Regions from separate parts of the Homo sapiens genome. Here regions 1 and 2 are each linked to region 3. Evidence: read pairs that join two places in POLR2A ChIA-PET (ENCODE). Cell type or tissue: GM12878. All regions are shown on one strand. Links, peaks and the distances in the headings refer to the core of each region. The heading gives the core; the rest is flanking DNA. Region 1 overlaps GNG2 (G protein subunit gamma 2). Region 2 overlaps NIN (ninein). Region 3 holds the start of LOC105370489 (a long non-coding RNA gene).

Evidence for each region. ChIA-PET counts read pairs that join two places held together with the same protein. Peaks named below come from ENCODE experiments on the same cell type or tissue, not always from the same donor. Only the 100,000 strongest peaks of a DNase experiment are listed, where the experiment ranks them.
Region 1: POLR2A ChIA-PET joins it to region 3 with 6 read pairs; 1 of 35 experiments calls an interaction of 5 or more read pairs at or near these places.
Region 2: POLR2A ChIA-PET joins it to region 3 with 7 read pairs; 3 of 35 experiments call an interaction of 5 or more read pairs at or near these places.

What each region holds. Positions count from the first base shown.
Region 1 is chr14:51,874,848-51,885,741 of GRCh38, reverse strand. It overlaps GNG2 (G protein subunit gamma 2), which reads right to left. Exons shown (of 4, transcript NM_053064.5): 2 at 8,085-8,125. Among named protein-coding and RNA genes, the nearest start is that of GNG2, 20 kb to the right of the region's middle. RefSeq lists an enhancer at 875-944 and a silencer at 1,195-1,294. In GM12878, for the core only: no CTCF peak of the experiment used is centred there; no DNase peak of the experiment used is centred there; H3K4me3 peaks cover 558 bases; H3K27ac peaks cover 2,391 bases.
Region 2 is chr14:50,729,515-50,739,261 of GRCh38, reverse strand. It overlaps NIN (ninein), which reads left to right. Exons shown (of 31, transcript NM_020921.4): 27 at 976-1,122; 28 at 3,645-3,746; 29 at 9,539-9,739. Among named protein-coding and RNA genes, the nearest start is that of SAV1, 66 kb to the right of the region's middle. In GM12878, for the core only: no CTCF peak of the experiment used is centred there; a DNase peak (open chromatin) is centred at 2,101; H3K27ac peaks cover 2,451 bases.
Region 3 is chr14:50,818,883-50,829,776 of GRCh38, reverse strand. It overlaps NIN (ninein), which reads left to right. Exons shown (of 31, transcript NM_020921.4): 3 at 7,700-7,903. The coding sequence starts at 7,721. It overlaps LOC105370489 (a long non-coding RNA gene), which reads right to left and starts at 7,980. Exons shown (of 2, transcript NR_135258.1): 1 at 7,826-7,980; 2 at 6,268-6,595. RefSeq lists a silencer at 7,402-7,461 and an enhancer at 7,922-7,971. In GM12878, for the core only: no CTCF peak of the experiment used is centred there; DNase peaks (open chromatin) are centred at 5,756, 6,173, 6,486, 6,956 and 1 weaker place; H3K4me3 peaks cover 4,000 bases; H3K27ac peaks cover 2,956 bases.

The DNA of each region.
Region 1 (10,894 bases), core at 3,000-6,999, 1.1 Mb before region 3:
TGATGATTTTTCTTTAATGAAGCCAAAATGTTATTAATATTTAACATGAATCTGTAAAGGTCTTTTAAGTAAAAAGGCTAAAATGTTGAAATATTAATAATGACATTTTGTTTTTTTGTTTGGGGGCGGGGGTGTGTGTGTGTGTGTGTGTTATAGAATACGGCAGGGGATAGAAAACAGAAACCCACTGAATAAATCTAGGCCAGCAAGGTAAAAGCTCTATCCTTGTATTCATTATGGGTATTGATTAGAACTTAAAAGAGTATTTGAAAGAAGGTCTCAAAAGAAAATCTGGAGGACCCTGGCAGCTTTCATTTAATTCTGTATAACATCAGATGGCTCTTAGAAAGCACTCACTTATTTTCCAAATAAGTGGTAATTTCACTCTTTCAACTTTTCCTAACTCAGTGTGACATATCAGTGAATACCATCCTACATTTGTGTCATATTTTACAATTTATACAGTATATTCCTATTCATTATCTCAATTGATATTTACATAGTTCAGATATAGTCAGGGTGAATATTATAACCTCCATTTTACAGATGGGGAAACTAAGGCCTGGAGGTATAAGTCAAAACTCTTTTAGTCACAACTTGAATTAGCTTGGGCAAAACATGGGAATGTATTGGCTCACATGGACTGGATTCATGGACTCCAATTATGACTGGGCTCTCTCCTTCTTTCCCTTCTCTCTCTGACTCTCTCCGCCTCCCCTCTGTGCATTGGACCTGATTCTGTCCACAGACTGAAACACAGCTTTCCATGATTCTTACTGCCTTGGGACCAGAAAGGATGAGACCTCTCCTCTCAACTCGAGTTGGAAAATTCCAGAGGAAGAACCTACTGGCCCCTGCTGATGGCAGGCCCACCCTCTGAACCAACTATCGTGGTCTGGTGATGAAATACTGAGGCTTCCTCAGCATGGGTCAAGTCTCCTCCCCTGTGGTCAGTATTACCTAAACAACCTAAGAAAATCGGAACAGAATAGCCACTGAGGAGACTAGGAGGACAGAGGCAGCCACCTTAACTTGTTTCTACTGCCTTAAATAACTTGTCCAAGGGGCAGAATCAAAACAACTGCCCAGATCTTCGGTCTGCACCCGTCTCCTTCACTTCATAGCCTTTACTGCAGGAGCCACAGAGGTGTAACTGTGCCTCTCTCTTCCTCACAGTTACCATGTGGTCTGGCTCAAGACTAATTGGAAAAGACTTGATTCTGTCACTTTTCAGCTGTGTGACCCTAAGCACATTACTTAACCTCTGGGAACCACAGCTTCCTCCTTTGTAAAATAAACAGTTCCTGCGTTGCAGGGTCATCTAAAGGATAAAGGGAGATAATATACCCCAGATGACTTTGAAAATCATAAAAGAACTACATTAAGGTTTATTACTTAAGTTCCGCATATAAATGTTAACAGAGGCTAAAACTACACATTAACATCCTTCAGCTGTAGTTCTCACTACCACCAGCCCTCTCTGCTAGCATCACTTTGGTTCTGACATTTTTTTTCTTTCAGTTTTAAAAGGCACATTTTAAAAATAAGCATAATAGTGTCTCAAAATGTAAAACTTAGCTCAGAAGAAAAGCTTATGAACAGATGGTTCAATGGCACTTATATTCACCTTTTTGATACAGATTAACCAGGAGATGAAAAAATCTCTGGAAGAGACACAAGAAACTCTCCACAGTGGTTACCTCTAGGCACTGAGGCTACAAGTTGGTGGGAAAAAAACGCTTTTATTTTTCATTTATGCCTGTCCCTACTACTTGAATTTTTAAATATTTCACATATATTGTTTTTTTCTGCATGAATTTCTTTCATGATTAAAAAAACCTAACTAAAATCATAATTGTCACAAAAAAGGATCATATACCAGTTATAGTACACAGTATATAGTGTATGCTAGTTATAGTATACAGTATATAGCAGTTATAGTATATAACTGATATAGTGTCTGGTACATAAAAAGCTTTCAATAAGTTTGTGCTTATTGATCAAACTAGATATCCCTAGTTACCACCTAATCAGCTAAAATAAAATCTAGTTTTCATCTCTACGAATGTATATTTTTCCATGAATCATATTGTAAGAAATGCTCATTACCATCTGCCAAGGATATGATTTTAAACTCATAAATTCACACACCAAACATGAAACCTCCTTTTTAAATTCTCAATTTTAAACACAGTACATGTGGCTACCTCTCAACGCTGTTACTGCTCTTCTTATAAGCTGACTTCCTTATTAACATTGGAGGATGCTGGGCTTCTAGGAAGCATACCATTTTACAGCTGCGGGTTTGCATGATATTTTCTAAGAAATTAAAGGTTACATGGCAGCATATGCCAAAGCTAACAGAGATATTTAAATAGTATTTTTTAAAAATGATGTAAATGGCTAGGAAGTTTGAATGCTATGCACTGGTTAAGTGCTATACTGGTTGCCTAGTTACATCTCTGCAGAAAGGTTAAAATGGTTGTCTCTAAACCTAGAAGAAATTTAAAGTCCTAAAGTTTCATAGTTAAGCCAAGGATTACCTGCAAACCCCTATGCAGTCATGCCTTGAAACAAATCCCCGTCAGGTAATGGTGCTTGGGGATGTCTTAAGGAGACTGTTAATAAAAAGTATTTATATATATGAAATTTGTTACCTTGCTCTCATTTCATTAAAGTTATTACTTCTGGACTGTTCTTTTTTTTCTTTTTTTTTTTCTTTTTTTTTTTTTGAGATGGAGTCTCGCTCTGTCACCCAGGCTGGAGTGCAGTGGCACGATCTCTGCTCACTGCAAGCTCCGCCTCCTGGGTTCAAGCCATTCTCCTGCCTCAGCCTCCCAAGTAGCTGGGACTACAGGCATGTGCCACCATGTCCAGCTAATTTTTTTGTATTTTTAGTAAAGACTGGGTTTCACCGTGTTAGCCAGGATGGTCCCGATCTCCTGACCTCGTGATCCGCCTGCCTCGGCCTCCCAAATGGACTCTCCATTTTATCACTACCAATTGCAGTCTGCTACTATAGGCTATTAAAAAACTTTCCAACCTAGCTGATGCAAATTCTGTCCCACGATAGGTGGAAGAAAGTCCAGTATTTTAAATTTTTAAACTTAAAAACAAATTTTTACTGTGACCAGCTCTGCAAAGTACAGGCCAGTCTACAACGTAGTAACAAAAACTACACATCTTAAGAATAAACAACTAGTATCTTAACTCTCAGAGATGTTCCCCTTTTACCCTTCAAGGGTTTCCTAATTAATTCTACCTTGCAGACACTATGACATCCAAATATCTGTTCCCAGTAATGGAACAGAATAGAACAATTTTATAACAATTTTGGTGTAGAAATTTAACATGAGTGTATTAAAACGGATTCACACTTTTTCCAGAATTTGAAGGTAGGAGGAAACAGTCCTTTTCTTTTTTCCTCTTGAAGTTCAATCGGCATTTTGTTTTAAATTGAGGTAAAATTCACATATAAAATTAACCATCAGCCATTGTAAAGTGTACAATTCAATGGTATTTAGTACATTCACGGTGTTGTGCAGCTATCACTGCTAACTAGTTCCAAGATATTCCATCACCCCGGAAGGAAACCCTGTACCCAGATAAGTAGTTATTTTGATCCTTATTTACATTTACTCTCTAATTTCTCTTTGAAAAAGAATAAAAGAACCTAAGTTTAAATTACAGCATAAGAACTTGATGTGTTTTCATTTCTTCTGCAACTTGTTGATTCACAAAAATTGGTAAAGATTTGAAGCTGAAATGAGGCGAGTCTTAGCAAAATGAAACCAGGATTGAAAGTCCTGGAAGGAAGAAACCCAAAAAGAGATTGAGGAAAAAATCAAAATAATTCACAATTCTGTCCAGGCCCCATCCTTGTCAGAAAGCCAGATTCTACTTCAATGACTGATAGTGCTGAATCTTTTTTGGAAAGAAAAAAAAAAGAATTGAAATAGAATGCTTTGGATCTACCAAGTAGGAAATTTTGGAAGACAGGAAACTATTAAATACGTTAAAAAAAAAAAAAAAAAAAAAAAGTCTTCCAGCTCCTAAAAGTCAAATGCCTATTCTAGGGAAGCTAATTTATTGTTCTTTCAAGTACAATTACAGCTCTCTTTGCTTAGTCCTAATGATTTAGAGAATAAAATTCTCAAAATAAAAGCCACAGAAATGTAAGGGATGAGGCCCCAGGACCTTCAGCTTCCCTGATTTCTCAGTGTGGTTTTGCTACGGATGATGCTGGCAGAGTACTGCAGAAGTAGTGGGGAAAGGCCCAGCAAGCGTCTTTACCCAGATGTAGCAACTTTACATGGGGGTAAGTGGCTCATGCTCCACCGCTGGGAGTCAGGAAGCGCCATGTTCTTAGAACCAAATGAGACTCCAAGACATGATCCACTCCAATCCCCTCCCACTGGGCATTCCAGATAGTCTTCCTAATATTTACCTCTTCTTGAACAGTCTGTGCTGTCTCTTAGGGGGGAAAAGTTCGATTTTGCTCTATGAAAGGCAAGATTAAAGCTAAGAGAGCTCTGTGCTGCATTGGCAAACTTGGATTTTATAACTTCCATGCAGGCTGACTGCTGAAAAAGATTCAGCGAGGTCCTGTGGTCACCTCAGTAACAAAGTTATTAAAGCTTCCATCATCAGAGGCAAAGTGCAGGAGCCTGCTGGTAACACAGGAGAACTGAAAGGGCAGCTAGGGCTTGTGACTATAAACGTGGCTGCTGCTTCTCAGTTCTGAATCTCAGGGTTTTTTTTTTTTTTTTTTTTTCTTTTTTTTTGTCTTTTTAAGCTGGTCTGAACAAACATGCATATATGGCTACAGATTTTCCAAGAGTTGGATTAACCCCCATTTTCAACCCAAATATTATGGGATATGGTCATTATTTGGTTCACTCAAAATTTATATTTTAACAATGCATCAATGTGACAGCTACTTTCTATTAAGAGTCATTTTGTTAGACATCTGGAGTGACCAACTGTCCTGATTTGCCCCGGATTCTCCCAGTTTTAGCACCGATAGTCTTATGTCCCAGGAAAGCCCTGTCTTGGCAAATAAGGGCAGTTTGTTGCCCTGCTGCTAGCTCTAGGTTTGGACTTCAGGTCTGTATTGCTGAAGTGTCTAAAAGTGGATTTTAAGAGGACTTGCTACAACAAAAAAAAGCTGAAAATTTTTAAATCTTCACCATAAATTTCCAGCCATATTCTACTCAAAAGATGATTTTTAAAAAATAACCCAGTGATCTATTTCATACACCCGGCAAGAAATGGTTTCTTACTTTGTGGGGATAACTTAATGTATGGAGGAAATTATACCATACCTAGAAATTGGCTATAATAAATACCACTCTAGTGAGGTTCTGTATTATTATGTTATTTTTTCCTCCAATTTCCACATTTTAAAGCCTAATAAATAATACATAAAATAACAGCCAGACATAACAGCATAAAATAAAAACCTCACATTTCTTTGGTTCTGTTCAAGACCTTGTAATCTGTACACTGTAGGCAAACCCTCCAGAGTTGGAGAAATGACAAAAGCAGCATACTCTCTAGGGGCCATACCTATAGTACCCAAAAGTCTGGGCAAGAAAGGAGCCATTGGACTTCAACCAGTCCCCTTGATCCAATGCCAGACACTTCAAGAAAACCAAAAGTCTTCAGTACCTGGACCTACAAAATGAGAACTGTAGAGTCAAGATGAGAATTGGCTTCATCAAAGTTGGAAACCTTAATGTTTTAATCCTATATAATTAGACATTAGATGGTCTGCTACCTGAAGCATTTCTACCTTTCTGAAGGATTAGTCTCTTTGACTTTGTAGTAGGCAGAATAATAGGCCCCAAATATGTTCAGTCCTAATCCCAGGAACCTGTAAATACATAACCTTACAGATAAAGAGACTTCAAAGATGTGATTAAATGGAGGCCCTGGTGATGAGGAGATTAGCCTGGCTTATCCAGGTATGTTCAATCTTATCACACAGATACTTAAAAAATCAGAGAACCTTTCCTGGCTAAAAATTAAGAAGATGGGACTATGGTAGAAAGACGCATGGAGAGGCAATGCTACTGGCTTTGAAGATGGAGGAAGCTCTAGAAGCTGTAAAAGGCAAGGAAATAAATCCAACCCAGAGAGCCTTCAGAAAGGAACACAGTCTTGTTGATATTTTGCTTTTAGCCCAGTGAAATCCCTATAGAACCTAACCTATAGAATGGTAAGATAATACATTTGTGTTGTTCTAAGCCACTAGGTTTGTAATAATTTGTTACAGCAGCCATAGAAAACTAATACACCTTTAATCACAGTTGCTGTTCAATAATGCCTTGCTGGTATTTTGCTTCTAACCTCAATATTTGACCATTACCTCATGTTTAATTTTTTTCCATGTATATACTTTGAAAACTAAATTTAGCCCTAGACCAAATATACTCAAAATCCCCCTGACAGTACAGAACAATACTTCCTTTTACTTGTCTACTTTGTTTAGCTTCTTGCGTTTGTTAGCACAGAGACTACTTACATAAGGAACTACTGAGCATAACTGAAACCACTGATTTTGTATGAAGGAAAAATGCTTTTAGATGAGTGGAATATGCCAAATAACCTCTTTAAATTTGTGTGCAAAGACACGGTAGTTCACAATGTTCACAACGTCTCCCTAGAGTGCTCTGGATGTCACAATGACTGGAAGATGCCACAGCCTTTTGTGAACCAAGGACAGGGATACCAAAGATGATAATGAAGAATTGTCCCATTGGACGTGCCAGCAAACCCCATTGACAAACTCTGCTTGGATTGATTTGAAAAATTTAAGCATACTTATTAGCATGACAGAAATCAACTCAAAGAACATCAGATGCTTATAAAAGAGTCATTATTAGTAACATTTGATAGAATATGGGATGTCTCAGCCCTCACCTGAAAGACATTAGGTACTTAAATTCAAAAGAACTTGACTATAGGGCAGCAAAAGCTATACATGTATAGGTCAGTACATCTCTGACAGATCACCTCATTTGGAGATATCCAAAGTCCAAATTTGCAGACCTTATAAATATGAGTTGAGGAAAATCGATCCTCTTATCCTAAGGAAGGACTGATACCTAGTAAACATGAAATAAATACCTGCTGAATGCGTAAATGGATGGATGACTAGCTCCAGTAAAGCAAGTCAGGTTATGAGTAGGTTTTATTTTTTTTTAGCATTTGCTGTATCCCCTAAACAGTTATGTAAATAAACAATTAAAAGCCCAACAATTCAGCAAGCACCCATAATCCAATGGGGAAAGAAGAGAAGTAGGTAGAGGTAGAAATGAAACAATCCCAGCCACGAGTTGACAACCATTGAAATTGGGTGATGGGGATGTAGGCGTTCATTATATTATTCTCTCTACTTTGGTACACACTTGGCATTTTTCATAATGAAGTTACATTTTAAAATGGTGGGGGAGGGGAATCTAAGTCATTGACTAGAGAAAACTGTGTATCTTGGAGTGGGCAAACACGTTATCACCTGTCTAGGATTATGGTTATCTTTCAAGTCTAGAACAAGATTCAAATGCTATAGCTAGTTCCAAAAGCTAAGTAAGCTTCTTCAAGATGAAACCCCAATAGCATTAGATTGACCTCTTGTTGTTGTTGTTGCTGCTGCTGCTGCTGGAAAAGCCCTTACAATGTTTACAACCATCTGTTAAGAACAGGGTTTACCTTTCCCTGACCTAATCAGCCTCATCTGAGGCTTTATCTTGCACAGGGTATGCCCTCAATGTCTGCCACCTATTAATCATGTTTGTGCCGTGAGGATACATTCTGTTAAGACAGCAGCCTCAAAGGCTCTCCAACTCAGGTTTTTAGAAGAAAATGAAAAAATTCTGGATGAAAATCAATTTTAACTATCATTAAAGACAGCCATTTTTTCTTTAAATTCTGAAGTCATGTCAATATTGATAAGGACTCTATGACTGTTTCTTTCAATAAAACATCACATGCTTTCATCTATAGACCACTTAACATTTTTTTTCCTCTTTAAGTTCTGGTTAAATTCAAGATTCTAGAAGAAAATATTTTGGAATTCTTACCTCTTCAGTTCCTAAAGCCTGAGGCTCACTGGCAGATCTGGCTGTTGAGAAAGCAGAGAGAAAAACGAATTTTTTAAAAGGAAAAATAACATGATACACAAGAGCTGGATAAGTAGAATGAATGAAGTTTCTGAAACGGGGGTGGGTGGTAATGGCAATATAGTTATAAGGGCAGGAGGTCTCACAGGTTTACATTTCAGAGCCTAGAAATGAACTTTTATTAACTCTCTTTCTTTTAAGAAATAGATTTGTGAAATTGGAGTCCCTTTCTTTGTGAAATCTCCTAGCATGCAAGAAAACATGAAAACACAAAGGCCACTTAGGAACCTAGAGGAAGCAGAGTCCTTGGTGGGAGAGGCTGTATACCGATGGAATGAATAAGAACAATCTTTCCTCCTGACCTAATCTAATTTGCTCCGAGCATGACCAAAGCAGCAGAGACCAACACACTCTTGCTCCAGGTATTAGGGACAGAGTTTGAGTGCATACAGTTTGTGTGTATCTGGCCCTTTAGGAGGGTGGAGGACACGTTGGTGGTTATAAGAGTATCTTTGGCACCCACAGCTTCTATAGGCTGTTTAGAAGTAGAAGACACCTATGCCCTTAGCCACTAATGACCTCTGTGGCTATCAGGCAGAGTGGCCTACGTTTGTCCAGTGCCGAGTGTGGTTCCTACGGGAGAAAGTTCCTGTGTAGATGAGCTTCTTTATTCCTGAAAAGCTTTAGAGCACTCAGCTCAAAGGGAATTGCTAAAGCCTCAAGGAACACTTTCCCATTCCTATTTTGCAGTGTCTGAGAACAAAGAGATATCTCACATCTAGAATAGTATGAATGAGGGTGGAACTCAAATTCGCAAGGGGTTCTAGGGCCAAACGAACATCAGTGTCTCCAGAGGCCTCACATTACTTGAGACTGGCCTGTGTGCTACAATCTCAACCCAACCAATTATATTCCCAGACTACCATAGGGGCCATATGTTTTTAAATGGGCTAAAGTTATTAGAAAACCATTATCTCATGATTAATGACAGCAAAAAGAAAAAAAAAAGCCAAGGGCTAAAAACAACTTATTTTCGGAGAATGAACCCTTGGGTAACAAAGACTAGGTGGGACAGGCAAAATAAGCCTGTTCAAGGGGGTTCTGGGCCCGGCACTCATTTGTTATTGGTGATAGTGGAAGCTGGCACAACTACTCTGGAAAGCCGTCTGGTCCTGTTTATCAAGGGACCCAAATATGTTCTCAGTCATTGTTTTAGTGATGCCACTCCATGACTTTAACCAAAACAAACCCACAATGTGGACAAAGAAGAATTATCAAGGTGTTAAGAAATAGCCTAAATATCAATAATTCAACCTATTAAGTAAAACAGAAACTCCACATGATAAAATTTTAAAACAATGAATACAAGAAATTTAAACGGGCCAGGTGCAGTGGCTCATGTCTGTAATCCCAGCACTTTGGGAAGCCAAGGAGGGAGGAACACTTGTGTCCAGGAGTTTGAGACCAGCCTGGGCAACAGAGCGAGACATATTCTCTACAATAAAAGTCAAAAGTTAGCCAGGCATGGTGATGCACACCTGTGGTCCCATCTACTTGGAAGGCTGAGGTGGGAGGATAGCTTGAGCCCAGGAGAGTGAGGCTATAGTGAGCCATAATCATGCTACTGTACTCTAGCCTGGGTGACAGAGTGAGAGTCTGTCTCGGAAAAAAGAAAAAAATGTTTAAATGATGAAAAAATGCATTTTATATTCTCTTTTTACTTAACTTTATTTTAAAATTAATAAATATTGTTACTTTAAAAAGTAACTTAAAATAAGGTTATTTTATTATAAAGTAAAAAGAATGTAAAATGCATTGTCATTTAAATTTTAAAGTAAAAAATATAAAATATTATATATAGTGTGAACTCAACAATTTTCTAATATACATATTTACATATGTTTTTTCTAATATATATTTTCTATGTCTTAATATATTTTTCTAATATATATGCACTAACATGTATTATATACATAATATAAGTTGTATTATATAACACATTTTCTAGTATAATTATACATAGTATCTTTCTGATACATAAAGACTGGAAGAAAATACATCAAAATCTAAACAATATATTTCCTCTGTTCAACAGAATAACAAAAGTGGCAGAAATTGCTAGATATACCCCAACATCTGCTCTCGTCTTCTTCCATGGTTTTAATAGAATTCTAAGCTAAGCACCTACATATCAATAATAGCTACTTTCCCCAACCTCCCTTGCTGCTAGGTATGCAGTCATGTGACAAAATTCAATGGTACAGCATCAAAAGTGGTATGTGTAACTTCTGGGTCAGGGCCTCCCCTTCCAACTTCTTCCATCCTGCCGGTTATAGCAGAGCCTTTGTGACAAGCCACCTTAGACAATGAAAGCAAGAGAAACCTCATAGGAATGATAGAAAAACAGGATAGAAGGAGCCTGGCTCCCTGCATGATCTTGTGGAGCACAGCTACCTTACCAGTCCTGGGCCATCCACGTCCGGATTGTTACATTAAAAAGAAGTAACTTCTAACTTATGTTAGCCACTGTGAAATCAGGCCACTGTTACATGCAGTTCAACTAACAATTTAATTAACAGATGGAGCCATTTTTATTTTTTCTTTCAAATTTTCAATAATTTCCACATTTTTCAATAATCAGTATGAATTACTTTGATGATCAGAAAAAAACTAAGTTAAGTTTTGTTTACTAATGTTAAGAAAATTAAATATAGAATAAAGTTTGGGAAACATGTATCTTCTTTCCACATATGAGAGGAAAAACGAAATCT
Region 2 (9,747 bases), core at 1-4,000, 87 kb after region 3:
GTTTGATAGGAAAATGAATGTTGGATATGATTGGAATGGTTCTAAGGTATGGATTTGAGTATCCTGCTATAGCAGACTTATTTTAAGAATGTATCATTTATCATTTACTCACATATAATTTTATCCTGATGTTTATAAAATATTTTTATAAGCAGTTTTATATTAAAATATATTTGTGACTTTAATCTTCATATCCAAAATATAGACTCATGGAAATTATGTGAACCATATAGTCTTCAAATTGGCTGGCCACCAAGACTAGTAGTACAAAAATGGTAAAACTAGACTCAGATCTTGCAGGTCTAAATAACTCCTCACGAGAGAAAAAGGTGCCTCCTTTAAAAGACAGCATTTCAAGGTTTAAGGTCTTTTCCAACCACCAACTTGGTGCTTGAATTCCTTACCTCTGCTGCATAGTCTCCCAATGATATTTAACCTATGCTTAACACCCCTTTTGAGGAGGAACTCTGAAGAGTCGCAGATATTTAGTTAGAACACCTACTCCATGCCAGAAACTGCTATCACGGATGCTGCAGTGGTGAGCAAGACAGACATGGTTCATGTCTTCGTAGAACTGTTTTAGATGTGAATAGTCCAATAAGAGCAGATGGGAACTGTCAGCCCATTCTCTCCTAAAAGTAGTGTTCATGTCAGAAAAAAAGGGCCTGGGACCACTGTGCCTGTTTTCCTGGCAGCCACATCACATACACTGTTGACTCCTGGAGAGTTAGTAGACCCAGAAGTCCCCTCTTCCCAGTCTTGTTCCTACAGTCCTGGGTTTGCAGACCCAACCAGACTCACCTAGAAAGGGTCTTTTGAAATCCAGAAAAGCTAGCTTCAAGTATTTACAGGCTTGATTGAAAAAGGATGTTAAACAGGACCCAAGTACTGAATTAAAACTTTCCCTATGTTTGTTGTTTTTGCTGGCTGGGTGATTGTATTAGCATTTTTTCCTCTTACATTTGTTCCTGTTAGGTCCGTCAGTTGGAATCCAATCTTCTTCCCAAGCACCAAAAACATCTAAACCCATCAGGTACCATGAATCCCACAGAGCAAGAAAAATTGAGCTTAAAGAGAGAGTGTGATCAGTTTCAGAAAGAACAATCTCCTGCTAACAGGAAGGTGAGTTTTTGAGAATATATGGCGTACATCTGTGTTCTCACTATAATGCGTTCTTAAGTGTGTTTCTTCTCAGGTGTACTTCTAAGGAAATGATTACGATGGCATATTTTGGCATGTATCTCTTTATGCTGTTATCTTGTCAAAATAGCATCGTGGTTCTTTTTGATTGAATAATGGTTGAAAAAATAACAGTTTGGCCGGGTGTGGTGGCTCATGCCTGTAATCCCAGCACTTTGGGAGGCCGATGCAGGCAGATCACCAAGTCAGGAGTTTGAGACCAGCCTGACCAATACGGTAAAACTCCATCTCTACTAAAAAAACACAAAAATTAGCCAGGCATGGTGGCACATGCCTATAGTCCCAGCTACTTGGGAGGCTGAGGCAGGAGAATTGCTGGAACCCAGGAGGCGGAGGTTGCAGTGAGCTAAGATCACACAGTGTACTCCAGCCTGGGTAACAGAGTGAGACTCTGTTTAAAAAAAAAAAAAAAAAACAACAACAAAAAACCACAATTTAAGCTTCTTAAAGAAGGCAATTAATCATCTTTATTAGTATTAGAAGCCCTTATAAGTTGGCAAAATATTTATCACTCGAATATTAGAAACATCTTAATATGGGCTTTTTTTTTTTTTTTTTTTTTTTTTGCTATGTAACAAATTAAAACAACATTTCTTGTCTTATCTGCAAGTCAGGATTTCAGAAGCAGCTTAGCTGGGTGGTCCAACTCAGGGCTCTCATGAGGATGCAGTCTACATGTTGGCCAGGCCTGCAGTTACCCGAACGCTTCACTGGGGCTAGAGGATCTACTTTACAAGCTCATTTGTACAACTGTTAGCAAGAGGCTGCTGTTCCTTGCTGGCTGCTTGCCTGAGACCTCAGCTCTTCACTACCTGGGCCTTTTCTCAGGGTGTAGCATCTGGCTTCCCCCAGAAGGAGTGATGAAACAGACACTGAGACCGAAAGACCAAGACAGAAGCTGTGGTCCCTTTATGATCTAATCCTGCGAGTGACATACCAACATTTCTGCTGCACTGTATTTGTCACGCAGACTAACCCTAGTATAGTGTGGGAGAGGACTGTATAAGGGTGTGAATACCCGGAGGTGGGGCTCTTTGAGGCCTCTTGGAGGCTGGCTACCCCCTGGTCACACCTCTGCAGTGCCAATCAGTTTGCTTTCTGTAATTTGTCCCATGAAGTTAGAGTTCTAGACCAGACTTCTCAGAGTTGTTACTTTTCTTTTTCTAAACTGAAACTCAGTTTTCACTATTACCTCTTTATAAAAAATATGGTCTGTTTAGAAATCTGAGAAAAATATTTCATTATAAAATATTCATAAAATTTTTGTTTTTTGTGAAAGTTATCATGACCATTTGCAGTAAGAAGACCTGGTTGTGCTCTAAAGCTGAAATGTCATTTAATTTCAGGTACATTCAAGTAAACTTTGCAGAAAGAAAATGGGTTTCATTTAGCTGCTCATTAGGGGGAGAAAAGTCTGTGATAGGCTTTTAATAATACTGAAGTTTAAAATGGACCTGGAAGACTACACTTCTGTTTCACAATTCTTGCTGTTCTCCTCAGCTCTTTTTGATAGAAGCAAAATCAGCTTTCTAAGATAGTGTTGTATGTTTTTTACTGAGCAATATTCTGACTCGGTGTCCTCTAGCTCACTAGGTTCTTCCTGTAGTAAAGAGTTATAAAAGTGAGGCTGGACGCGGTGGCTCATGCCTGTAATCCCAGCACTTTGGGAGGCCGAGGTGGGCAGATCACGAGGTCAGGAGTTCGAGACCAGTCTCATCAACATGGTGAAATCCCATCTCTAAAAAAAAAAAATATACAAAAACTAGCTGGGTGCAGTGGTGCACACCTGTAGTCCCAGCTATTTGGGAAGCTGAGGCAGGTGAATCGCTTGAACCTGGGAAGCGCAGGTTGCAGTGAGCTGAGACTGTGCCACTGCACTCCAGCCTGGGTGACAGAGTGAGACTCTGTCTCAAAAAAAAAAGGTACTCACGAAATCTTTAAAATTAAAAAGTTATATAAATCAGGTTTTATGTACTCTCAATTTTAAGCCTTTAAGTTTGCATTAAGACAGTATTTTTCCTGCTGCAGATCCATAGTAGAGGATAATGAAATCAATTTAATGGAAACCAGCATTTTTTATTAATATACTACAAAATATCAGAGTACATGGTCCATGGTAAGGATATTTCAGTGATATGTACTGTACATATGTGTGGGTGTGTGTACTGCGTTGTAAGATAAAACGTATTTCTTACAGTGGGTGGCATCCAAGTTTAAAAGCCAGCTGCCTTAAGGAATCTATTCTGTGTGAGGACAGGTGATTAAAACTAGATTACTTAAATGTAAGCAATACACTGAATTGTATTATTTGTTTGTCACTGAATTAACTTGGCTTTCTTCCAAGAGTTGAGATTTCTGACAAGCACAGATTTGTCAAAATAAAGTAGAACAACTCAAGTGTTTTTGTTTCTGTTTCAAGGGAATATTTTGTTTTTTTTAAACAGGTCAGTCAGATGAATTCCCTTGAACAAGAATTAGAAACAATTCATTTGGAAAATGAAGGCCTGAAAAAGAAACAAGTAAAACTGGATGAGCAGCTCATGGAGGTAAGTTTCTCAGCAGATGGCCTTAGCTATGAAGAATATGTTAATCCATGAATGAGGTATTTGTTGGGAGAGACTAGACATGGCATTGAATTCCCGTTGTGAAAATCTAAGTACACTGCCAAGTTGAATTCTTTGGTCCGCCTTACCAAGTTTAACAGACAACTTTGCTTCATTATACTGCCATAGGAAGCCATACTGCTTTTCAGAGTAAGTAATAATGATGACCTAAAATGCAAAGACCTGTACCTCTGCAAATTCAGGGGGCAGGGACTCTCTGATTAGCCAAGGGGCCCTGAGCACTCTTGCCATCACCATGTTTATACCAGTTCACTGATCCCTCCTATATTGCAGCATTTTATAGACATGATTGATCTCTAGCACCCTCTTCAGTTGGGAAATCCATGCGGGAAATTTGAGAGCATTAACATTTGGAAGTTTTAATTTCAAGTGCTGCTATTCTTCATTACTACATTTAGAACTCAGGACTGCCTTGTGAGAGGTACATCTGATCACTATGAAAATGTATTTGTGGCCGGACATGGTGGCTTATACCTGTAATCCCAGCATTTTGGGAGGCTGAGGCAGTCAAATGGCTTGAGTCCAGAAGTTCAAGACCAGCCTGGGCAACATGGCGAAACCCTGTCTCTACAAAAAAAAAAAAAAATACAAAAATTAGCCAGGTGTGGTGGCACGTACCTGTAGTCCCAGCTACTTGAGAGGCTGAGACAGGATTGTTTAAGCACAGGAGTTGGAGGTAGCAATGAGCTGAGATCACACCACTGCACTCCAGCTTGGGAGACAGTGAGAGACCCTGTCTCAAAAAGAAAGAAAAAGAAAAAAAATGGATTTGTAAAACTAGCTTGTCAGCTTGGACTTTGAGTTCCAGTCTTCTAGATTGCTTTCTGAATACCGAGTTTAATTATAGGATATAACAAACTTATGTGTACATCCTTCTTAAGGATTTCATTGATATACCTTGGGTAAATGAAATTAGTTAATCTAACATTTAGTGAACTATAAGACTTATGTAAGGCAGAGAAGAACCTGTAGAAATTGTCTTTTTGTGCTCTTAAAAAGTACTGTGTATACACATATTGTTAAGCCAGAATTATAAGAAGAAATGGGGCCGGGCGCAGTGGCTTACCCCTGTAATCCCAGCACTTTGGGAGGCTGAGGCAGGTGGATCACCTGAGGTCAGGAGTTCGAGACCAGCCTGGCCAACATAGTGAAACCCTGTCTCTACTAAAAATACAAAAAAATTAGCTGGGCGTGGTGGTGGGCACCTGTGATCCTAGCTACTTGGGAGGCTGAGGCAGGAGAACTGCTTGAACCTGGGAGGCGGAGGTTGCAGTGAGCCGAGATCACGTCATTGCACTCCAGCCTGGGCAACAATGCCGGACTCCATCTCAAAAAGAAAAAAAAAAAAAAATAAAGAAGAAAAAGAAGAAATGGAGCTATTTAAGTATTTTCTTTTATGAAGCTGGCCACATGCAAAGGTAGCTTTTAAAAACCAAGCACCAAGCATTGATTTTTAATGTGAAATATGGGCAAACGTATAGCACTAACATTAAATCACCAGTGAAGTTTGTCAATTTTGTGTTCTCTGATTTATCAACTAAAGGGGAAATTCATGAAAGTTTTAGTGAAGTCTAAACCATTTTTTCTTTTTTTAACAGCAATATAATGAATGCATTCAAAACTTTGAGCTGTGGGCTGTACTTAGATGTAGACATGCTTTTCTGATGAAATATAATTATATACTCTGAGGAATAAGATGTCTAAAACTAAGCCCATATGTCTAGTATCAAATTGAAAAGTAGCAGTGTGTACTTAGTCACTGTGAGAGCCTTTCCAGAGGCTCTGCCAAGAGACCAGTTCTTCTCCTGCCTGTTCCTGTTTTACCCAGCACCCATTAACATTATTAGCCATCGTAAGCAATTTCCCCTTGTTGTTTTCCCACCTAGTAGTAAATATTTGCTAACAGAGGAGGAAAATTGAGTGTTCTTGACACTGGAGCCGAACAGCTAAGGAAAAAGCATGGATTTTTCTATTTGAACACTGAAAAGAACATCTCATACCTATTTATTCTAATGAAACTTTCATTAGGAAATGGAACTGAATTATTGGCCAGGCACAGTGGCTCATGCCTATAATCCCAGCACTTTGGGAGGCTGAGGCAGGTGGTTCACAAGGTCAGGAGTTCGAGACCAGCGTGACCAACATGGTGAAACCTCATCTCTACTAAAAATACAAAAATTAGCTGGGCGTGGTTGTGTGCGCCTGTAATCCCAGCTACTCAGGAGGCTGAGGCAGGAGAATCGCTTGAACCCGGGAGGCGGAGGTTGCAGTGAGCCAAGATCGTGCCACTGCACTCCAGCCTAGGCAACAGAGCAAGACTCCATCTCAAAAAAAAAAAATTATTAATGCTATAGATTTACACAAATTGGATATTTTTTTTGAGATTCTGTCACCCAGGCTAGAGTTCAGTGTTGTGATCACAGCTCACTGCAGCCTTGAATTCTTGGGCTCAAGCAATCCTCCCACCTCAGCCTCCCAAAGTGTTGGGAGTTCCCTGATCTCTCCTATATTTCTCCAGATTGAAGTTTTTAAAAACAGTGTTATTGGCCGGGCGCCGTGGCATGCGCCTGTAGTCCCAGCTACTCAGGAGGCTGAGGCAGAAGAATCACTTGAACCCAGGAGATGGAGGTTGCTGTGAGCTGAGATCGCACCACTGCACTCCAGCCTGGGTGACAGAGCAAGACTCCGTCTCAAAAAAAAACCCAAAAAACAAAAAAACAAACAAAAACAGTGTTATTGAGGTATAATTCACATATTATGTAGTTCGCATATTTCAGGTGTACAATTCAATGGTTTTTAGTATATTAATTTTTAACCTGTGATAAATATATACCTAACATAGAATTTGCCATTTTAACCATTTAAAAATGTACAATTCAGTGGCATTCATTAAATTCACAACATCCTACAACCATTACCACTCCTTCCAAAACCTGTTCATCACTCGGCTGTAGCTATTAAGCATTAACCATTCCCCCTCTCCAGCGCTACAAATTGGATTTTTATTTATAGTATGATACCTATAGAGTAGGTTAATTTGGGGGATGCACAGTGTGTCCCAGCTCACCTGAGGGATAGGTACATTCCTTCTCACTCTGGCAGGGATTCTTACCTGATTGGGGCAACGGGTGGCAGGCTGGGCAGGGACAGGTTTCTATATCAGAATCTCTGGATTCAGGGGATTTGAGCACAGCTGTCTTCATGGTTCTAACCTGATATGTGCACTCCCTTGGGGGAAGTAGTCTCTCATCTCTATATACTAGTTTAACAGTCACGGTTCTAACATAACACATCCCCCCACTGTAATTAAAGATCACAGATCACTAGACTAGGTAAAGAAAAAAATTAGGGCTAGAATTTGACGCCTACTTCGGAGCTTTTTCAACATGAGCGGTTCAATAAGTTTGTTTTGAACACTCAACAAAAGGGTTACAGACTATATCAGCAGTTCTCGAGTCTCTTGTGTACCTCTATGATAGCTAACATTTCAGACACTTAAACAACAAAATGGCTTATAGTTTATACTGCATTCTGCGTCTCCAAGTGGCAAGAGATTTAACATCAGATCCATTCTGTACTGGACCTGGAATAATCTTTTTTATTTATTTATTTTTAAACGGAGTCTCGCTCTGTCACCAAGTGGGAATGCAGTGGCGCGATTTCAGCTCACTGCAACCTCTGCCTCCCGGATTCGAGCGATTCTTCTGCCTCAGCCTCCCAGGTAGCTGGGATTACAGGCGCCCACCACCATGCCTGGTTGTATTTTTAGTAGAGATGGCATTTCACCACGTTGCCAGGATGGTCTTGATCTCCTGACCTCGTGATCCACCTGCCTTGGCCTCCCAGAGTGCTGGGATTACAGGCGTGAGCCACCATACGCGACCTAATTTTTTTTTTTTTTTTTTTTTTGAGATGGAGTCTCACTGTCACCCAGGCTGGAGTGCATTGGTGTGATCTTGGCTCACTGCAATCTCTGCCTCCCAGGTTCAAGCAATTCTCCGCCCTTAGCCTCCCGAGTAGCTGGGACCAAAGGCGACGTGCCACCATGCCTGGGTAATTTTTGTACTTTTAGTAGAGACGGGGTTTCACCACGTTGGACAGGCTGGTCTTGAACTCCTGACCCCAAGTGATCCGCCCACCTCGGCCTCCCAAAGTGTTGGGATTACAGGCATGAGCCACTGCGCCTGGCCTGGACCTGGAATCTTCTAAATCATTATATTGGGCGGGGCACAAATAGGATACAGTAAGTGAAGATGCACTTGTAGAATTAGAGTTGTAAGACATTTTAATGTCTGTAAATTTATATACAGAAAAATGTGTCTTTCATATGCTCTTATTCATGTATATAATAGACCTAATTAGTACTGTTCTTTCTCTTTTTATTACTCATACTTTTCTCTAACTCCTGTAATTTTCTCTTCTTTTTGTCTTGTCTGTGGCTAACCTGTACCTAGAACTCAGTGGTTGGAAGTAGCAGAGAAGGGTGCAGTTCTCTGCCTGAGATAGTGTGTGAAGGTAGAACATTCTCTTTCAATGAACTTTCATAGCATGGAGCCATCTCATTAAACCCCTTGCTCATGTTATTTCTGTTGATTGTAACAGTTAATAAGTACTTAAGGAAAGAGCCAGTATTCATTTTGTTTTAATGGTATAATATGTCTGTTTACATCAAACTTTTCCTCAGTATTTAAAGCATTATATATGAAGAAAATTATCCCACTGATATAAAATTATGGGATAATTCTCCATAATTTTTATCATGAAAACAAAGTGGTTTTCTGAATCTACAACTAGAGGTATTTCAAAGTGGGCAATGCCCCCACCCCCACCTAGAAATTTAGATATAAGGAAATGGATAGTGGCTCTGACATTTCATGACAACATTTAGTTATAGCCGAGTCTTAGAGGTCCTTTTCCACCTTCTCACAAGCCTGGAGGTGCCGCTTCTTGAGTTTAGTCTTGGTAATGTTTGTTGCATGCTCCGCGTGTGTATAGATGTGAGGTGGCCTGCCTCACTGCCCAAAATGCTGTGCATCGTCCTCCCTTTCCTCTCCCCCACTTTGACTGGCATGTTGGTACACATTTCCTCATTGTCTTGAATACTTCCATTCCATGTTCTCCAGTTCCCAGATGTTCTAGGATATTATTGCTTTATGCCCCAGAATTGTCTGTCTTGTGCTGTTTAATCTAAGGGTATAATTACATATTGATAAACTAAAGGTAGGTTAAAATAATTTTAGATGCAAGATGAGGTTCTTCCAAAAAAAATTGCTAACTTGGGGTTGGAAAAAATATAGTCATTGAACATTTAACAATCTTTATGAATGGTAAAGTGGTAAAACCCTAAAGCATAGCCACTTTCTCCAACCCGTTTTTAAAAGGGGGGAGGTAATTATTCCAGTATAAGAAAAAATGAAATAGAATTCACATGTATTATGTACATCGTGCCCTTAATATCACTCCAGAGTTGGGAAGGGCTTTTTAAGCCTAAAACTTTTAAGAAAGCCTACTTATTAAGCATATTCTCTGCTAAGCGAAATAGCTTTTCTCATTTCTGTATTCCTCGGGCCCATATGCTGTCCTGTTTCCAAGTTTCAGTGGGTCTGGGGTTATTAATGAATTAATAGTCTTCATTACTCACTGCCTGACACCATAAAGGGCAGCTCTGGGATTGAAGGGACTCAGCTGAACAGGGCTTTGCCCTTGTCCTTCAGATGCAGCACCTGAGGTCCACTGCGACGCCTAGCCCGTCCCCTCATGCTTGGGATTTGCAGCTGCTCCAGCAGCAAGCCTGTCCGATGGTGCCCAGGGAGCAGTTTCTGCAGCTTCAACGCCAGCTGCTGCAGGCAGAAAGGATAAACCAGCACCTGCAGGAGGAACTTGAAAACAGGACCTCCGAAACCAACACACCACAGGTATGAAG
Region 3 (10,894 bases), core at 3,456-7,455:
TTTCCCTAACCCCAGCCCTGACAACCCGAGGTGAAGGCACCAACAAAATGGGAGCTGGAAAGACTGCCCTACCATATATCATGTTTCCAGACAACTTGGATATTATGAGATCTGCTTTCTGCTCCTAACTAGGACAGATCCTCTCCTGGTGTTGAGGACTTCTAAGATGGGCTTGCCATACAGCTCAACTCCTGAATTTATTACATCGAAACAGATTGCGTAGTTGTCTTTTGTGACTGACATGGTAGCTTTGTAGGATGAGAATCCTGATAAAGTCCATCCTGACACATGAGGGAAGCCCCTGGAACCACGACGTTTCTCAGTTAGGTCCCCGTAAACACCATAACATACACACATGTTTGCATGATTCCGGAGGCTTGATGATCTAACAAGGAAAATTCCTTTTTTCTGTCAGTTTAATTTTACCTTGAGTCTTCTCTCGTGGTGAGCATATTATATAGGTGGCTGACCTGGAATATTGGTGGCTCTTGCTCCGGAGTTGAAGGGAGCTGAGGATTTCCAGAGTGTGTATAGGAGGAACATTACAGGCTGGCTGAAAAACGAGTTTGTGTGTTGTGGTCTCTTCAGCTATTGTCAGTGTCCTTTGGGAGGTGATGTGAACTGCCCGGGAATTTGTTTGCAGATTTGTTTATTTTCCCTGTTCTCTGGTGATTCTTTAGAGGGAAGCATTCTGCAGAGTGGGGAAAAGGTAGGATGAATGTTCCACAGGGTTGGACATCGGCAAAGTTATTACCAATACAGGGAAAGGCTTCACAGGGGGCAATAGAGAGGAAGCCATCATACAGTCTGCATTAAAATGTCAAGGATCAGTCATTTTAATAGGCACTTGCTCAGAATGGCGTGGGGTTCTTTTTTCTTATTTCTTTTTCATTTTAGATGTGTAATGACCCTTAATATCAAAAGATGTTAACTGTCACAGAGGGGGAGAATAGGGCTCCAGTGAATTCTGAACAGCCAATCTTAATGTAATAGGCAGTATTCTTATCATGAGTCAAATGTTCAAATAAATTGTTTTAAATGTCACTGCAAATGACTTTCTAAACTAACATTTCAACTATCTTGATGCTTCCATTTTATGTTGATAATGAAAATGCATTTTATCAGTCTTACATTGATAAAGGGTGGGCAAGCTTAGCCAGAGCATTTTAGAAGGATTTAAACAGCGTGAAGCCTTTTTAGAAGGCTTATTTTTATAGATGCCAATTCATTTGTAAGCCAATAAATTATCTGGTTTGAATTCTAGCTATTGAACTTGCATCTGTTGGGCAGGGGCTTATGGAGAGACTTAGTGAAGCTTGCAAAAAGATTTTTATCCTATTTATGAATAAAATAGAATTTTGAAAAGATTATGAGATTCTGAAAGTGAGCATCCTTGTTTGAAATTAGGACACTTCTTTATTGCAATTTAAGTCAGCAATTAACCATTTATTCAAGCTTTTGGATGGAAAAATTACAAAGCATCTATCTATACCCTAATTCTCACTTTAAAAACAAAGTTGGGAAAATATTGTTCATAGACGTGAGAAGAGAAGATCACCTTCACTTACACCTCAGGGTACCATACTCATAGCCTCAGGCATCCTAAATTAATGTGAGTCAATATGGCTTAAGAAGTGGAAGTTGTTATAAGCTTTCTCCTTTTTTTTTTTTTTTGTAACAAACATGCAGCTCTGTTTTCTGCTTCTGTAATTTACTTAGTAGTTGATTACAGGTTACTGAATGCACATTGTGCCAGGCTAATGGCGTTTTTTTGTTGTTGTGTTTTTTGTTTTTTGTTTTTTTTTTCCTGTAGCTAACCTGAGTTAACTACTTGATTGGGTAATCTACCAGTTATTAGGTTGAACAAAAGCATGGGTTTATTACATCCTTCAGGATAGTAAAATAATAAAGGTTGCTTACATTTTCGAATAAACGCTGATAGGATTCCCTTAGTTAAATATTATAGTGTAGTTGACAAAGGTTGTTATTTTTCTTTTTCTTTCTTTTTTTTTTTTTTTTTGATACGGAGTCTCTCGCTCTCTCCTGGGCTGGAGTGCAATGGCATGATCTCGGCACACTGCAACCTCTGCCTCCCAGGTTCAAGCAACACTTCTGCCTCAGCCTCCCGAGTAGCTGGGATTACAGGTGTGCGCCACCACACCTAGCTATTTTTTTTTTTTTTTTTGTATTTTTAGTAGAGACAGGGTTTCAACGTGTTAGCCAGGATGGCCCCGATCTCCTGACCTTGTGATCCACCTGCCTCAGCCTCCCAAAGTGCTATGATTACAGGCATGAGCCCCCGCTCCCAGCCATTTTTTCAAATGTATTTAATGTGACTTTCTTCCTGTGCATTTAAGCTTTCGTGTTATATTTTTGTATCATGATTTCATTCACAGTGATATTGTTGTGCTTTTGGTATCCAGCTAGAAGTGAGACACTGAGCAGAGAGGAGGCATTCTGACAGTAATCAGTTTGCTGCTAAGCAGCACTGGTTTTTGGCGGAAGTATTCTCCTATATAAACTCGTAAATGGCTGCAACTGCTTTTTCTATTGAGCTTTTACTAAACTTGAATTTATCCTTGTCACTCTTTCCTTTTATACTGAAAGTAGTCCAATATGGTGAGCCTGAAAATCTGTGCAGCCAATTAAAGTATTTGCAGAAAAGAAAGAAGAAAAAGAGCACTTTAATTTGATCATTGGCGTTATTAGGCTCCGACTTGCCAAATGGTGAAAGCTAAAGGCATAAATGGAGAGCTTTGCCCAAGTGGGGTTTGTCGGTGTTCATCACGTCAGCTGTAGAGTAAGTAAATGAGTCACTGGTGGTCACTGCCTAGTCTGTGGACCCCCAACAGCTATGTCTGCACACAGGTCCAAAAGCATCTATTATGATGCCCTCTCAAGGAAAGCAGCTGAGCCGAGAGGGGCATGCAGACATTCCGCAGAGCTCTTCAGCTGCTGAACCATCTGGATGCGAAATAAAAGGCCTGGGCTAGGGGCTCTAGCATTGTGCATATTTATTACTTGGTTTTCACTTGCCAGACTTTGTCCCCTTTTCACTCGCCAGACTTTGTCCCTTTTTCACTCCCTCTGGCCCAGAACAGACGTCCCCTTTAGCTGGGGTGTCATTGTTACAAGCTCCTTTCTGTACCTTGGTTGAACACTGAAAAGTTCATAAATCCACATGTCCACTCATGATTCTAGCCACACCTCCACCTATTTAGTTTGCAGTCCTATTTGGCACTGTGATTTCATCAGCTGGGGTAATGAACACCACTGTCAGAGTCGGCAGCATTTTGGCAGCCTTATTTTGAGTTATTTGGAAGGAAAATGCTCAGAATAATTGTCATTATGGGTGGTTATTGAGTGGTAAATGTTTTGATTAATGGTTCTGTGCATCTGCTTCTTATTTAACCATCCCCAGTTAGAACTCCAAAATATTGCCCATACTGGTTCTTTCATTCCGAAAGAGTCATAAAGCCTTCTGACAATTTGACTGGAAAGGTAGATGGTGAGGAGAGGCCCAGGTTTATTATGGCAGGCTTCGTAACACTGGAGCTCTTCTTTGCAATTTGAAGTAGAATTTCTCGCTCAAAATGTAACTTTCTTAATCTCTGAGTAAGACTCCTGCCTCTGGTGGGTACCAGTTAGGATCTGACCCTGAAAAGCACTGGATTGCACAGATTATACATACTTAAGTGTTTATTCAGGGGAAGTCATTTACGAATTACCAATTCCTGGGCAATGCCCATTATTGAAGACATGGGACACTTCATGATCATTTTTATATAAGAATTTCTTTCTTTCATGCCCTAAATCCCAAAGCTGCTTTAGAAAAAAAAGGGAATGTGTATTCTATCTGTATATCCCTGGTGCCTTGTAGGCTATAATTATTCAATAAATGGATCAAGGGAGGTAGGAAGGAAGGAACTCTGCTTCTCAATTCCAATTTGGAAAAGTTTGTGGCCATGGAGTGTTGTGTGGGGATTTCTACTGCTTAGTACTGTTCAACTGGCTAACACATAAAGGTGGAGATAAGTGGTTTGCCAATGGCATCATTTCAGAGGTCTCATTCATGTGTTCTGTGTGCATGTGTAGGATTGAGGGATAATATAATTCAGTGTCACACTAGAGTGCAAATCTTGGCTCCACCCCCATTTTGTTCAAGGAGATTAATGCTGTCTCCTTGGACAGTGGCTTAATTTTGCCAAGCCCCAATTTCTACATCTTGCGTGGGAAAATGAGAAGATCCACTTCTAAGATTTGGGAGGATTAAATGAGATGATATACATAAAGTACTTAGTTTAGGCCAGACTCATAGTAAATGTTCAGAAGTAATTCCCAGTTACAGTGCAGCTTTCTGCTTTTATTTGACATTAAATTTATCAATAACCTGCTTTTAAAGATAGAGGAAGCTCTGAACATTACCTGCTGCCATTATCATTTAGTTATATAATGATGTTTATATACATAGTACACTCCCTGCCCATTCTCAGTCTGTTCTATAGCATTTCACATCTCCTGCTTTGCTTCTTTGGAGGTAGATCTGTAGATAATTCACTTGTTACCTCCTCTTCAGTTTACCACTCCTTTGTAGCTGCAGGTATTCTTTTGGTTATCTTAAATTCCCTCTTGTATCAGCTTTCTCTGGAATTAGCCACTCTCGCTTGCTTGCCACATTTAACTCTCAGAACAAACCTTCCAGATGGATATTGTTATTCTCATGCTGTAATCGAGGGGACTTGAGAAAGGTTTTAGTATAGATTCTCCTCCAAAGTTTCATCCCATAGCAAGACAATGCAGTCGAAGTTTGTGAATCCATTTACTTAATTACTAGCCTATTGAATTAAACTTCAGACAGCGCTGCATGTTACAGATTGGCAGTTGGTGTTGGCTTTCTACTTCTTGCTTAGGAGGCTGAAAATGCCTTTGAGAAAGGGTGGGATGGGGGAAGTGGAGGTGTGTAGGTGGATGAGATGGGCATTCCAAAATTTTCATATGCCCATTTCTGTAGACCTCATTTAGGGTACGTTTCCTCTCAAGGAGTGATCCATACAGGAAGTCAATCCATGATATTTACCAAATCCCTGGCTTGAAGAACAGACTGACTGTAGTATGCATTTGGGGGAAGATATAAAAGAAATAGGAGCGTGGATCTTACCATTAAAGAACTTTCTGCCAAGTGGGGAGAAAAAAATTCTTGCACATGAAATTACTGATGAACATTTGGGAAATAATATCAACCAGTAAAAATGCCTTCTGTGCCAGATGAGCACTGACAACTTGTCACCATGCGTAACATCTCCTGGATGTTTCAGCGTGAGCATTTGTTCCACAGGGGTGGTGCTTGTCTCCCCTTCAGTCAAGCACAGTGTTTTGAGAAGGAAGGAGATGAAATAAAGAGATAAAGAAAAGAAAGCTGCCATAAAATGAAAGAGGTTTGATTTAGTGAAAATCCAATGACCTCCCAAAGAGTGGGGCATGATAGTATATCAAATTCGACACCGTGGATAAGATCAGGGCTTCTCAGTACATCAGTGTTTTATTCCTCTCTTTCATTGGTTTAAGATGGACAAATCCCCGCCCCTTAAAAATAATTTTTAAAAAGGGAAGTGTTAGAATTCTTTCGCTTTTGAGTTTTTAAACATATATGCAAAATCAAGCAAAAGAAGAGTCTTGCTTTTATGAGGTCGGTCAGATAACAGCCCAGGGGACTGTAAAACTCAGAGTGAGACTAAGAGCTACCGCAACACTGAAAATCCTGGAGCACCTTGGGGATTCTCAGCAGATCTTAGTTGACAATTAACTGGTGGACTCTAAGTGAATCTTGTTAGCGAAGTGTTGGCCTTGTCTAAATTCTTAACTCCTGTGGCTTTGCATAACAACTTGGTGTTTCTTTTCTGAGGCTTTGATGTTTATATAACACTCTCAACTTATTTTGAAAACATTTACATAGTGATTAGTTAACCCAACAGACCAATCCTGGGAAGACAGCCAGAGCCTGCAGCACCTTAGTAACAGAAAAACTGATAATTAGGAGAAGAGACCTGTCCAAGACCAGGAACCTGGACCAAAATTGTGCCATGTTGCTTTACTTTAATGAGTGGCCCCAGTAAAAACTGAGCTGTATGGCAGAGCTGTTCACATTTATCTTCTGTGTCCACCCAGTTCTGCTGAAACCCCTGGCAAGATCGTGGCCCTGTTGTAGCTTGTCATGTTTTGAACAGCTGTCTATGGAAAGAAAGCAAACACAACCTAGAGCAACATTGATTTGTTTTAGAAAGCTCTTTTATTTTCAGTTCTGGCTGTGTTCAACATCTTAGCTTACGTTTTTCATGTTGTAATGATCTGCCGTATGGACGATCACCTCTAAGTTAGAGAGTTCTGTAATTTGGCTTGGATTAAAGATGCTTGGTTAGTGAAAGCTGCTGCTTTTTTTATAGTCAAAGGACTGGTTCTGAGAGCCTTGTTGCAGATGGCTGAGGTCACCGTCCCAAGGGTGTATGTCGTGTTTGGCATCCATTGCATCATGGCGAAGGCATCTTCAGATGTGCAGGTTTCAGGCTTTCATCGGAAAATCCAGCACGTTAAAAATGAACTGTCATGCAAGGAAAAAAAAAAAACCACAGATTTCATTAGTAAAATACGAGCTACCTGGAATTTTATGATGTATATTTTTAACAAAAATGACTCAGTTATTGACGTCTCCAAGTTTTTACTGATCCTAAGGACAGTGGCAAAATGGAAAGCCTGGAGTATGGGTAGGTGAGAGAGACGGAACACAGGTTAACCAGGCATAAAGAGATGAGATGCTTTAGTGAGTGGAGGTTCCCTGAGATGCTGTATGATTCATATAAACCAGTCAGTGGCTCCTTTAAACCTCACTGTCTGAAAGGTTGAAATAGTGTCTTCCCCTTTCTCTAGGCAACTAAGCATTACCTAAAACTCGCTGGGACTAAAGCAAGCTTCTGGGAATATTCTTCCCGTCACACCTCATGTAATTGCACCAGTGAAGTTAATTGAGTTGCTTTTTGAGGAACTCGTGTAAAAGGCATTTAGTTTCATGTAAAACAGGGAGGTGGTTTTGTAGCAGACGTCGTGTTCATTTAGTGCCTCTTGCTGCAGCCCTCCAGTCTAGCTATGATGGGGGCCATCTAAGCTGAATGAAGTAGAACGAATCAGCTTGGCCACGCTGACCGATTGCACCATCGGGGCAGGTTGTCTAAAGCTTGCCAGCTAGCATGGAAGCTCTGACCATGCAGTCTGCTGGCGCTAACAATTAGTTCACTTGAATAGTCTTGCTGTCAAAGTGGCTTTTCACCTTCTTAAAATCCTGGGCTAGAAGAGCTGGGAGAGAACCACCTTCAGCCTTGAGTTTGGCAGTCTGGCTGTCCGCCTGAGAACCAGGCAAGAGAGGAGGGTGTCTTCTACTGTACGTGACCCTCTCATTCTGGTAATTTTGCTCCCAGTGTGATCTGAGCTTATGTATATGCCCCTGATGTGAGTGCATGCAGGAGTGTCACTGGCCAGGGCTGGTCCTACAGAGACTGGGGGTCTTGCTGTGGGGTGCATCAGAAACTGGGTGTTCCCGAGCATTCCCTAGAGACTGGTGGGGTACAGAGAACGGGAATGTGCCAGGTGGTGACCACGGTAGGACTGGAGAGGCTGCCACAACCTGTCCTTGTCTCTGTCTTACACACAGGTGAGCACTGTGGGCTATGGGATGGATGAGGTGGAGCAGGACCAGCATGAGGCCCGACTCAAGGAGCTGTTTGACAGTTTTGACACGACGGGCACAGGGTCCCTGGGGCAGGAGGAACTCACCGACCTTTGCCACATGTTGAGCTTGGAGGAGGTGGCCCCAGTGCTGCAGCAGACATTACTTCAGGACAACCTCTTGGGCAGGGTAAGGTCTGGGGAAGAACGTGGCTATGGGAAGTGGGGTGCGGTTTCTGCCGGGGTGCTGGGGGTGGGGCGGACCACACATGTTGCAACTTGTTTCTAGCATCCTGGCTGTTACATGATAAAAAGAAGAATGTAATGGGTGTGACATCACAGTCCAGTTTGCTAGGGTGACAAGAGCCTGCTTTAATTTGTGCTCTGGAATTATGGTGTACAGTGAGCATCTTAGATAAAGAGGCAATGAAAGGATGTTTTCCAACTTTTTTCTTGTTCTTTGTGGTTTATTTTATTGACTCCACATTCATCACTGGGACAGAAAGGAGGAGGGTGAGATTTCCATTGAAGAGAAAGAAAATGCAGTAAGAAAGCTATTGTTATGACTTTTACTCCCAGTGAAGCTATTTCTTGTGTGGATTATTTCTGGGTGAAGTATTAATTAAACTTTCTACCCAGGAAATAAGACAGCAGGGTAAATAAATACAGTGCAGGTTCATTTAAAACCCAGCACGGCTTGCTTCCAGCAGGGATGTGTGTGTGCACGCCAATGTTAACCTCTGTGTTTGATGACAAATAGTCATGTTATTACCATAGATCAAGTCACAGATGTGAGTAAGAAGTGAGAGAGGGTCTTTTTTTCCTCTTGCCAATGGTGGATATTTGATCTGCCATGACCTGAGATTGCCTTCAATTCTCCTCATTATAATTAATAGCTTTTATTATTTGCCTTATTTATAATTAATAGCTATTTATAATCAATAGGTTTATATGGCTTTGAGTCAAGTCTCTTGCTGTTGGATTTTGGAATGATGAGAGAAAAAGATGGACAACACTTTTTGCAGTCTGTTGCTTCATTCTGGTTTTTATCACGTATAAATTGAGGAAGCAGTTGTGAGGCTTAACTTTATTCTAGTGACTGAGCTTCCTTTTCTTCATTTCATTTTCACTGTCTTTTAGCTGACAAGAGAGGTAAGTGACTTCAGATATAGTACCATGTATTGGCTTTCTGTAACCTGAGACAGACAGGAGTAGCCATCATCCTGAAATTCATGTGCAAAAGATGATATTCTCAGGCACTTGGCACATGAGTGTGATGTTAAATGGGACTCACACTTGAAAAAAATATGTGACTTCTTTGCAAAAACTGGAGCCATTCTTGGCCTCTTGTGGCGGGGGGAGGGTTAGCTGTCTCTACATACATGTGGTCCCCATAAAATGCTAAAAATCTTGCTTTAATAATCTTAAAATGAAGCTTCGAAGATTGAACCATTTGCTCCTCATGCACTCACATATTTTCCAGTTCCGCCTCAGTCTTAGACTCTGTGGGTAGCAAAAAAACTGGCATCTCCCAGTATGGTCCTTGGGGATCTCAGTACTTTTGGTGTCTAAAGGATAGTATCAATGGGCTGATCTGTTTTAATGCTCATTAAAGTCTGAAAAGGCATGATACAACTAAGGTTTCCTTGAGTGGTTTTCTTAGAGTCTGCGTAAATATGGAATGCCACGCCGTAAACAGACTGCACCTTGGCAGCAGGTCAATGCTTTGCTCTCCAGATGTTGCACATCTTTGCCCTCATTTGGTAGACTCAAACAGGGAGCAGTTATTGATTGATTTGTTAACGACTTGACACTACCAGCCTGCTTCTGACGCTTGCTATTTGCCTGAATAATGAATACTTAAGTGGTCTATAGTGTGATATTTACTTAGTGAGCCAGTGATAAAAGTTAAATAGATGGATGCATATTGATTTCATGTGGGAGGTCCCTGGTGATAGTCCTGAGAGTGGGGGGGTTGGCATGAGTTAATGCACTACTGTTAAATTTGCATTTTTTAATGAAACCAAATTATTCTCCTCAGATGATCACACAGACTTGGCCATATGCTATTAAGATACTCTATATGGTCCATAATTTTAAATTATAAGAAAAAATGCCATAGGATTCACTGGAGCCATCCAAGTGTTATCATTTTCATGATGCATACAGTAGGGATTATAGTTGTAAAATTATAAGTGGTTTTTACTGCCAGTCATCTTTCTTCTCTTTAGAAGATATTTGTAGAAAAACTTATAAGGGTTAGCAGCTTGGTTTAATTAAAAAAGAAAGAAAGAAAGGGTAGCATAACAAATCTGAATATATTAATCTATTCATTAATTCAACAAATATGTATTGTGTGTGTCCTGCCTGTCAGGCATTCCTGTAGTCTCATGGCATGGGATCTGTATTAGTCCGTTTTCACGCTGCTGATAAAGACATACCCGAGACTGGGTAATTTATAAAGAAAAAGAGGTTTAAGTGACTCCCAGTTCCTTGTGGCTGGGGAGGCCTCACAATCATGGTGGAAGGTGAGAGAGAATGAGAAGATGAGAGACACACCTTACGTGGTGGCAGGCAAGACAGAATGAAAGCCGAGCAAAAGGGGAAACCCCTTATAAAACCATCAGATCTCGTGAGATTTATTCACTACCCCAAGAACAGTATGGGGGAAACTACCCCCACAGTTCACTTATCTCCCACTGGGTCCCTCCCACAACACATGGGAATTATGGGAGCTACAATTCAAGATGACATTTGGGTGGGGACACAGCCAAACCATATCAGGGTCCAAGTTATTTATATTTACATTTACTGTAAACTACAGTTTTCCATTAAGTTGGCTTTTGGCTGCATTAGTATCCATCAACTTCCTGGATGCTTCTGGCTTTAATTTTGTCTTTTAAATCTTAGTGAATATAATTTTTAAATCAAATACAACTTCTAAGCTTCCTCTATGTTGACTTAGGCTGAATTATCTTAATGAATATAATTTTTAAATCAAATACAAATCCACCTTACCTCTATTGGACTTGGGCTGAATTAATCCTTTTTTTCTTGAAAAAGAAGTAAGATGGAAAGCATTGTCTCGCTCAACCAGGAATGCAAACATTGTGTATTTATTTTTAAATATTACAACGCATCTTCAATAACTTGTTTTTTTTTTTTTTGAGGCCTAATGTTT